2 separate regions of the Homo sapiens genome follow, and region 2 is linked to region 1. A link is a loop called in an ENCODE intact Hi-C map of the cell type or tissue named here. Cell type or tissue: mammary epithelial cell. All regions are shown on one strand. Region 1 overlaps CASC15 (cancer susceptibility 15). Region 2 holds the start of LOC124901274 (a long non-coding RNA gene).

Region 1 (5,000 bases):
ACTCGGGAGGCAGAGGCAGGAGAATTGCTGGAGCCCAGGAGGCAGAGGTTGCAGTGAGCCAAGATTGTGCCACTGCACTCCAGCCTGAGTGACAAAGCGAGACTCCGTCTCAAAAAAAATAAGAGTCAGCGTACAGCCCTAGGAAGAGGTGCTAATCAGGCTAGCATGACACAAGTGATAGAGCCTAATGCGTGTCACACTAAAAGAAGTAATGTTCCATAATAGCACTGTGAACACCTAAATCAGTTAATTATCTTGATACATTTTGCATTGTGTACTACAGTAAGAATATACAGAGGGTGACCCATCACAACTGAAAACTCGAAAATTTTGAGCACATAGATTGGGCAGGGCCTGGGATTTATTTGATTGGAGTCCCGGCCTAAAATAGTGAAAGTCCCCTTAAGTAATCACATTATCTAATTGCAAGATTTAAATTCAGTTCCTTACTGATAAAATCCATTGCACAAAACCTGCCAACCAATAAGGTAAGAGAGGTCATGAGTTTGAAGCATGAAGCCAATTCAAAAGAGAAGTTCTAGCTCAGAGAAGACATAAGGGAGTCCTCATCACCAGGTCCACAGTAACAAATACCCCTCCCTGCTCAGTCTCAGTGCACCTCAAACCGGCGTTCTTAAAACCACAACTACGTTTGCCTTAAAACTATGCCCTGGGCTGGGCACGGTGGCTCACGCTTGTAATCCGAGCACTTTGGGAGGCTGAGGCAGGTACATCACCTGAGGTCAGGAGTTCAAGACCAGCCTGGTCAACATGGTGAAACCCCAACTCTACTAAAATATAAAAATTAGCTAGGTGTGGTGGCACGTGCCTGTAATCCCAGCTACTCGGGGGGCTGAGGGAAGAGAATCACTCAAATCTCGGAGGCGGAAGTTGCAGTGAGCAGAGATCACGCCACTGCACTTCAGCCTGAGCAGCAGAGTGAGACTCTGTCTCAAAAAACAAACAAAAAACCTATGCCCTGAATTTTCAAAAATATAATGAGTCAAAATTAGTACTACTCAATGGGCTCAAATTAGGCTCAGCTTAGGGCTGCATGCCTTTGCACTTGCACAGCTGGGCTCCACCCCTTCAGTCCCTGCCTCAAAGAGGGAAAGACTTCAGACAAGTCAAGGCAGAGGAGATGTGTGCACCAGGCAGCAACAGAAAAAACTATCCCTGGTGATTATGATATCCTCCAGGCACCCAATTCTGAGACCACAAGGAGTGACGATTTACCACGTGTTGTGGGAACAGGCTTGGGACTGAGATTGACATGAGTTAATTCAGCTGTGGCACTCAAATCCACATATGCACAACCATTGTGCAGTCCTGTGGCTCCAGCAAATCTCAAGATAATGAGGGAAACAGTGCGACATACAGAGAAAGGCACTGGACTGAATCAGAAGACCTAGATTTTTCTTATTGACTCTGCTGGCTAATCTCAAGGGAAGAGGCAAATCACGCTCTCTCTGGGACTAAATTTCCTCATCTGTAAAATAAAGAGCAGATGCTCTTTTCTGGCACAGAATTCTCACTGACATAGAAACTGAAATTCAAAACCATTTATATGTCCCCCTACGTCTAGCACAGGGAGCCCCCAGGACTTTTTAGCCAGAGAATTCATGGGCTTCTAAGAAGACTTAATACAGTGGTATTAGCAATGGGCCTAGGTAGGAAACACTATTCTTATGACCCTATCAAAATATCACCTAAAATTAAAAAGTAAAAGAAAATTTTGTTTTAACCACTTCACACTCAAGCACGTGCAGGGTGAGGGCCATTAGCTCTCCTCCTCGGTGCCAAGAATCAAGTCTCTCTCAACATATAGCAAAGCGAAGCCTTCCCAAAACCCTTACTATTGATGCAATGTGGTTGCATCAAATTTCAAATTTCTCATCAGACTGAACTCGCTGGCAGAGGACTCCCAGCAAGATAACTTCATTCCACCTGGTAAGCCACTTAATAGAATGACAGGAGCACCATTCTTGTGTGGTGTTGGGACCTGTGTGTGTTACGTGTCTTCCTAACTAGGCTCCCAATAGCTTTGGGGCAAGGAATAAGCCCATCTCTATATTAGGGATGGCATTTAACAAGGTGACTCAATACCTGTTAAGCAATAAAAACATTAGTCTGCACAGAGCCTGAGGTGCAGCCTACCGAGGTAGTTCAGTTCTTCCATGGCGTCCTGTAATCTACTGAGTGGGTGAAAACTGTCCTGGAATGACTTCCCTTAATAACTTTCCATCCCACTTCCACTCTTTCTCAATCTCTCCTTCCTTTATCTCATTCTGCCAATACCTAGATTTGAACCTCCCACTCAGGATGAAACACAGATGGGACAGTTGTTCTTTTCTCTCCCTCTCTACCCTCAAGCCTGATGTGTTTGCTTCTAGGTGTAATTTGAATTCTGAGTCATCCATCAAAGATGGGAACTCTCATAGTAGGAGGCAGAGAAAGAAAAAAGTTGGCCGGGCACAGTGGCTCACACCTATAATCCCAGCACTTTGGGAGGCCGAAGCAGGTGGATCACGAGGTCAAGAGATCGAGACCATCCTGGCCAACATGGTGAAACCCCATCTCTACTAAAAATACAAAAAAAAATTAGCCGAGCGTGGTGGCACGCACCTGTAGTCCCAGCTATTCAGAGGCTGAGGCAGGAGAATCACTTGAACCCAGGAGGCAGAGGTTGCAGTGAGCTGAGATTGCACCATTGCAATCCAGCCTGGGCAAAGAGCAAGACTCCGTCTCAAAAAAAAAAAAAAAAAAAAAGTCACTCCAGATACCTTTTTTTCCCCCAAGTCCTAAATCTATACAATCAGATTTAAATTGAAATGTTCTCTCAGACCCAAAGGAAATGGGCAGTTGGCCAAGATGATAGCACAGCCCTAGCAATTGGGCACAAAGAGATAAGTCGCTCCGTAAGAGGGTACCTGGGCTTTATCACAACTCAGAAAATGCACTCAGGGGAAAATTGAGCTCGATCTGGAGAACCACTTGGTCCTGCAAAGAACTATTACAGTGAGAGTCTTCACAAGACTATCACCTCCTCACTCCTTTATTTTTCAAACCTGAAGCAACTTTTGCCTTCTTGTTCACCAACCTATTATCCTCTCTCAGCTTCAAAAGCTAACTGCCCAAAAGCTACATTTTCTCCATGAAGCCAATTCCGAATAGCATTCCCTAGGAGTGCTCTGCTTCCAAAACTTAAAAGGAGCCAAGAAATCTCAAGCCTCTGAGATTTAACAGCTTTGTGTGGTATGCCTGAATTGCCTACTCTCTTTAAGTCAAACCATAATCCCCCCTTTAAAATCTTGACAGTGACAGAAAAAAGGATTATATAAATGATAAAACCTATGGTGCTGATACATGAAATCCTGGATCCACTTCTCAATTCATTCACTGACTCTATGGAAAACATTAGGAACGATATTTCTCCCTTTGTAAAGTAGCTTTTTATTAAGCTGTGTTGACATGGTATCATAATGCTTACAGTCTTCTATTTAGAGTATGGCTCCTTCAACTCAGTAGTTTTGAGCATCTCTCAGTGTTACTTTGTCTATTATATATCTTTTAGGTGTCTCAGGAGCTGTCCCACACACCGTTGACAATGCAAACCCAATTCTTAAAATGAAGATATTTCCATTTGTGTACAGAGGCCATGCAATTATCACAAGTAATTCACTTAAGCAAACACCTACTGCCTTGAGTCATCTTTTCATCTTTACATATACTTCACACCATACATAATGTCAAGGGCTCCAGGCCTAATAACAATGCTCCTAGAAGCTAAGTACTTAATACCAACTCTTCTGGGATGAATTTGGATAGAGGATGAATATTTGATATCATAATGATGTGAAAAGGAGAATCTGAAACTGGGTTCATTTGAGTGTTATCCTCTCAGTGGGCAATTAACATGAAATGGTCTTACTTTAATCACGTCAAGGCTACCAAACTTTTTCTTTTCTTGAGACAAAGTCTCACTGTGCCATCCAGGCTGGAATGCTGTGGTGTGATCTTGGCTCACTGCAACCCCCACCCCTCAGGCTCAAGCAATTCTCCTGCCTCAGCCTCCCAAGTAGCTGGGACTACAGGCATGCACCACCAAGTCCAGCTAAATTTTGTATTTTTTGTAGAGACAGGGTTTCTCTATATTGTGCAGGCTGATCTCTAACTCCTAGACTCCAGAGATCTGCCCATCTCAGCCTCCCAAAGTGCTGGGATAACAGGTGTGAGCCAGCAAGCCCCGCCCCCAAATTACTTTTTTTTTTTTTTTTTTTTTTTTTTTTTTAGTTTTGCTCTTGTTGCACAGGCTGGAGTGCAATGGCACGATCTGCAACCTCCGTCTCTACAGTTCAGGCGATTCTCCTGCCTCAGCCTCCCGAGTAATTGAGATTACAGGCACCTGACTCCACACCCGGCTAATTTTTGTATTTTTAGTAGACAGGGTTTCACCATGTTGGCCAGGCTGGTCTCGAACTCCCAACTTCAGGTGATCCACCCACCTCGGCCTCCCAAAGTGCTGGGATTGCTGGCATGAGCCACTATGCCTGGCCCCAAATTGCTATTTATAAACCTCTTTCTCATCTTTAATGACACCGATCTCCTAATTTGGGGGTCATACTTTAGGTGATTATATTCTTGATCAGTTTACTTTTTTTTTTTTTTTTCAGATGGAGTTTCACTTTTGTCACCCAGGCTGGAGTGCAATGGCGCGATCTCAGCTCACTGCAACCTCCGCCTCCCAGGTTCAAGCGATTCTCCTGCCTCAGCCTCCTGAGTAGCTGGGATTACAGGCATCCACCACCACGCCCAGCTAATTTTGTATTTTTAGTAGAGACAGGGTTTCTCCATGTTGGTCAGGCTGGTCTCAAATTCCCGAACTCAGGTGGTCCAACCACCTTAGCCTCCCAAAGTGCTGGGATTACAGGCGTGAGCCACCATGCCCAGCCTGATCAATTTACATTTCTATTCTCAAATTCAATTTTGGTTTTATGTAA
Region 2 (5,000 bases), 110 kb after region 1:
CAACTAAGAAAACTCAGACCTGGAGCATTTAAGTAACTTTTATTCCTGTACACATTGCCTCTTCCTGCTTCCCTACCCCTCAGCACCCCCACCACACCAATACAATACAATGCAGACTCTCTCTCATGATATCACCCATTCATACTCCATCCTCATTCACAATGGTCACAGAAGGAAGGAAAGGTTACAGCACCAGAAGCCGAAAGCTTGGTGTCACTCAGCACATATAGGGGCTACTGTGTCTAGGACACCAAAAAAGAGCAAAGAAGTAAAAAGCAACACCTCCACTTAGGAAGTGTGGCAGGGAAAATGAAAAAAATGCCGCAACATTTACGGAGAAATATAGCAAGAATCACTCACTGAGCACAAATCCTTACCCCCACTCCAGCCGACAAGGCCCTAGTGACCAGGCCTGTACTTGCCTCCAAAGCTCTCCATTTCTGGCAGCCACAGTGGTCTCTTTGGGTTTCCTCACACCAAACTCATTCTGTCTTGGAGCCTTTGCCCTGCCTGTACTCACTCCCACCTCAAATGCCCTTCCCCCTGATCTTCACAGGACAGGCTCCTCCTTGTAATCCAGATCTCAGTTTAGATGAAACCTCTTCAGAGACACCTCAGCTGACCTCCCAATCTGTAGCACCCGCCCCAGGCACCTTCCCATTGCCCTATTTGAATTCTGTGTATTGCAATATCTCATATTTTTCTCATTATGTTTTATTATTGACATTAATAGAGTCAAACCTTACTGTTTACAGATTCTGTATTTGCAAATTCACCTAACTTGCAGAAATTTACGTGTAACCCCAAAATCAATATGCATGGTGCTTTCCTGCTTTCTCAAACATGCACAGAGCAGTGAAAGTTCTAAGTTGCCCAACACACATTCCCAGCTGACGCTGAACAAGGTGACACGCTGCCTTCTTGTTTCAGCTTCAATCATGTAAACAAGTGTCATTTTTAATGCCATGTTCTTTGCATTTTTATGCTTTTTGTTGGTGATTTCACTGTTTGCAATGCCCCCCAGATGGAGGGCTGAAATGCTATTAATATCTAGTGTTACTAAGCGCAAGAAGTCTGTGATGTACCTTGCAGAGAAAAGGCACGTGTTTGCTAAGCTTCACTTAGGCATGAGTTGTAGCACTATTAGCCATGAGTTTAATGTTAATGAACCAATAATATACATTAAATTACACATATATTAAATATATGTATCAAATCTAAATGTAAATATATTTTAAAATACAAATAAAACATATTAAATAAAATACATGCTAAATAAAACACATAAAATAAGCATATGTGTTCATTGATGAAAATCTTGCAGCCAGAGGCTCTCAGGAACCTAACCCTGTATTTTCCCTAGGAGCAATGGTTCAGTATTTGCTAATTCAGTGTTCACAGCAACTTTACAGAACATTAACTCTCTCAGATCATGAGACTCAGTGTATTTATTTTTATTTTTATTTATTTATTTTTTGAGACGGAGTCTCACCCTGTCGCCCAGGCTGGAGTTCAGTGGCACGATCTCAGTTCACTGCAACCTCTGCCTCCCGGGTTCAAGAGATTCTCCTGCCCCAGCCTTCCGAGTAGCTGGGATTACAGGTGCGTGCCACCACACCTGGCTAATTTTTGTATTTTTAGTAGAGATGGGGTTTCACCATGTTGGCCAGGCTGGTCTCGAACTGCTGACCTCGTGATCAGCCGGCTTCGGCCTCCCAAAGTGCTGGGAATACAGGCATGAGCCACCGTGCCCGGCTCAGCGTATTCATTTTGGGAGTTCTCCACAGAAAGACATTTTACTGAATTTGTCTATTTTGCTTCCGCTAAACCGGACCACAGCTGATGGTGATGAAAGTAACAGAGAAATAGTTAAAAGCTTGATTGTTGTCCTTAATTCAGTTTCAAATAAATTTCTGCATGCAGACGAAGTGGGTTTACACAGCTATGGCATAATTTATTATTCCCTGAGAGCAAGGACTACGCCTGTCTTGCACAGAGATATGGCTCACCAATGCCTACAAACAACGTCTAGCACCAAGTGGGTTCCCACTAAAAATCTCATATATGAATGAAATACTCCATGCCAAACGAAATCCTATTTCTTATACTTATTTCCCCTGAAAAACAATATACCAAGTCTAAGGTACTAAATTCTTCCTTCCATTTAGCTTGGGTGGATACAAAATTTGAGGCAATGACATTATAAAGACAAGGTCAAGGAGTTCAAAAACAGAGATCTGGGTTTGAATTCTCTGAACTGCTACACGTGTGAGCTTGGAGACTACACTTTCCCTCTCAGAATCTCACTTTTTTTGTCTAAAAATTAGGGATAATACCACCTCCAGCAGATGATTGTGATACATCAATGTGATAATGTATATACAATTTCTAATACCTTGCTTCACACCTAACAGGCACTGAATAAAGACCATTCCTTCAAGCCTACGTGGAATCATGAGTCACACAGAGTAGCATCGCCAGAGGGAACAGAAAGTCCTCACTTGATACGGCAGAAACAGGAACAGGGTTAGGTAGTCTCCGGCAGGCTGGTCAGTTTTGATCTTTACAACTTGGTTGATGATCACCTCAGCCCTACCTTCAAAAGCGATTCCTGTCCACAGGGGTTGGTAACTGCCTTCCCCTTTACACAAAAAACAAGAAAAAAAATGGTGAAAATCCACAGCCTCCTTTGTCTTTATTTGCATTTGCTTTTGTTTAATTGTAGCAAAATATACATAACATAAAAATTTACCATTTTGGCCGGGTGTGGTGGCTCATGTCTGTAATCCCAGCACTTTGGGAGGCCTGGCGGATCACAAGGTCAGGAGTTCACGACTAGCCTGACAAACATAGTGAAACCCTGTCAATACTAAAAATACAAGAATTAGCTAGACGTAGTGGAACACACCTGTAATCCCAGCTACTTAGGAGGCTGAGGTAGAAGAATCACTTGAACCCGGGAGGCAGAGGTTGCAGTGATCCAAGATTACGCCACTGTACTCCAGCCTGGGCAACAGAGTGAGACTCCAAGACTTCGAGATTCTGTCTCCAAAAAAAAAAAAAAAAAACCATTTTAACCATTTTTTTAAAGTATCTTCTTTCTTAAACGCAGTCTCTGACAGGGGCTGCATAAAGATATGCATGAGATTTGGCCTTGAGAATATTGTAAGATTGCATATAATGCTCCTAAGCTTAGATGTATGACCCCCAACCAATTTTCCACTACTTTCTACTGAATGCCTCACTTGAGCAACAGACATTCTCCTAAAACTTCGTCTGCCATTCTCATTCTTGAAACTTTACTATTACATTTTGTGGGTGAATCTCTATTTTACATAATCTACCAAAATTTCCTAGCTGGCATGATGAAACGAGTTTTTAAAATTTCTTCCTGCCTATATATTTTTCTGTGGTGAGGAAGTTGGATGATGTCTAACACCCATTTGAGGTCTCACATATTATAATTCTGTTATTAAAATCACAGGAATGATTATACACCACACTATCTACACACAGGGTAAAATGTTGCTTCAGTTAGCACAGACCAAAAATGGCATGCTTACAGTATCACACATTCCCAAACAAAGCATATCAAGCTTTGTATAACTGCCACTGAAATAGCTGCAAGAAAAACAAACACCATTTCAGTGACCTCACACAACCTCATTCTATAAACATTACAAAAACTCCTTTTACACTGATCTGTTTAAGGCAGCAAGACTTAAGGGTTGACTGATAAAGCTTTCGTGTGAGTTCAATTAGTTTTTTAAAAAACCAAGTGAGTTTTGCAGAACTTATTGGCAGATTAACGTAGGAGAGCTGAGCAGCAAGCTTGCCTTCGTCAGAGGAATGAAGCGAGCTGTGGCTTTGGGTCTCTCGCATGGGACTTCTGACCTGAGAAGAATGCGATCATAGGCCCAGTGAGCTACCACAGATGTTCCCCTATCGCCTTGATATCGCCTCGACTCATCACTTGTCTCACTTAGTCCTCAAAGGTAGGTATCATGTTCAAGTATTTCAGACTTTCTAACATATTTGTCCACTTCTGTGGCATTTCAAGAACCACCTTATTAGCAAACAAAGCCACCCACTGAATGTGTTCAGAATTACAAACGCACGCTCCTATGCTTTTCCTACATGAGTGATATCCAAACACATTCCATCAGAAACACTTTATTCCAGTTATCTACTACACAGCTGGCAATTCCAATATAGGAAGGAATCCTCTCCTTGTCCACAGGACAAAACACTGCTAACATGTAAATGTACTGGAGTTCTGCTTCTGTGTATGAAGTATTAAATGCAACAGGAGGAGGAGGAGTGTGTGGGAGAAAGAAAAGAGAAAAGAAATAATAAAATAGGCTAAGCATGGTGGCTCACACCTGTAATCCCAGCACTTCTCAAAAAGAAAGGAAATAATAAAATAATGGATTTCAAACCCAACCATCTGGATAATTGCATTAAATGCAAATGATCCAAACATTACAGTTAAAAGGACTGCTAAAAAACTTACAAGTAGCATCACATTTAATTGTGAAAGACTAAGTGCTGTGCCGGGCGTGGTGGCTCACGCCTGTAATCCCAACACTTTGGGAGGCAGAGGCGGGTGGATCACCTGAGGTCAGGAGTTCAAGACCACCCTGACTAACATGGTGAAACCCCATCTCTACTAAAAATACAAAAATTAGCTGGGCATAGTGGCAGGCACCTATAATCCCAGCTACTCAGGAGGCTGAGGCAGGAGAATCACTTGAACCCAGGAGGCGGAGGTTGCAGTGAGCCGAGATCGCACCATTGCACTCCAGCCTAGGTGACAGAGAGGGACTCCGTCTCAAAAAAAAAAAAACTAAGTGCTTTGACTTCATGTTTGTTCATTAAAAATGACTCATAAAGAAAGGGAGCTGACAAGCCACAAACTTGGAGAGAATGTCTAAAAGACACATAAAATGCTACTACCTAGAATTTATAAAGAGCTCCTACAAAAAAGCAAATTACAGCCA

What was found. A loop is a pair of places that touch in the nucleus more often than their neighbours do. Peaks named below come from ENCODE experiments on the same cell type or tissue, not always from the same donor. Only the 100,000 strongest peaks of a DNase experiment are listed, where the experiment ranks them.
Region 2: it touches region 1 in a loop (2.4-fold over the local background); 2 of 110 quality-filtered maps call a loop at or near these places.

The regions. Positions count from the first base shown.
Region 1 is chr6:21,866,672-21,871,671 of GRCh38, reverse strand. The region is part of intron 4 of CASC15 (cancer susceptibility 15); the gene reads right to left. Among named protein-coding and RNA genes, the nearest start is that of CASC15, 200 kb to the right of the region's middle. In mammary epithelial cell, no CTCF peak of the experiment used is centred here; DNase peaks (open chromatin) are centred at 1,171 and 2,091; H3K27ac peaks cover 1,232 bases.
Region 2 is chr6:21,752,569-21,757,568 of GRCh38, reverse strand. All of the region lies in intron 2 of CASC15 (cancer susceptibility 15), which reads right to left. It overlaps LOC124901274 (a long non-coding RNA gene), which reads right to left and starts at 2,869. Exons shown (of 2, transcript XR_007059492.1): 1 at 2,753-2,869; 2 at 1,930-2,641. In mammary epithelial cell, no CTCF peak of the experiment used is centred here; a DNase peak (open chromatin) is centred at 2,478; H3K27ac peaks cover 1,619 bases.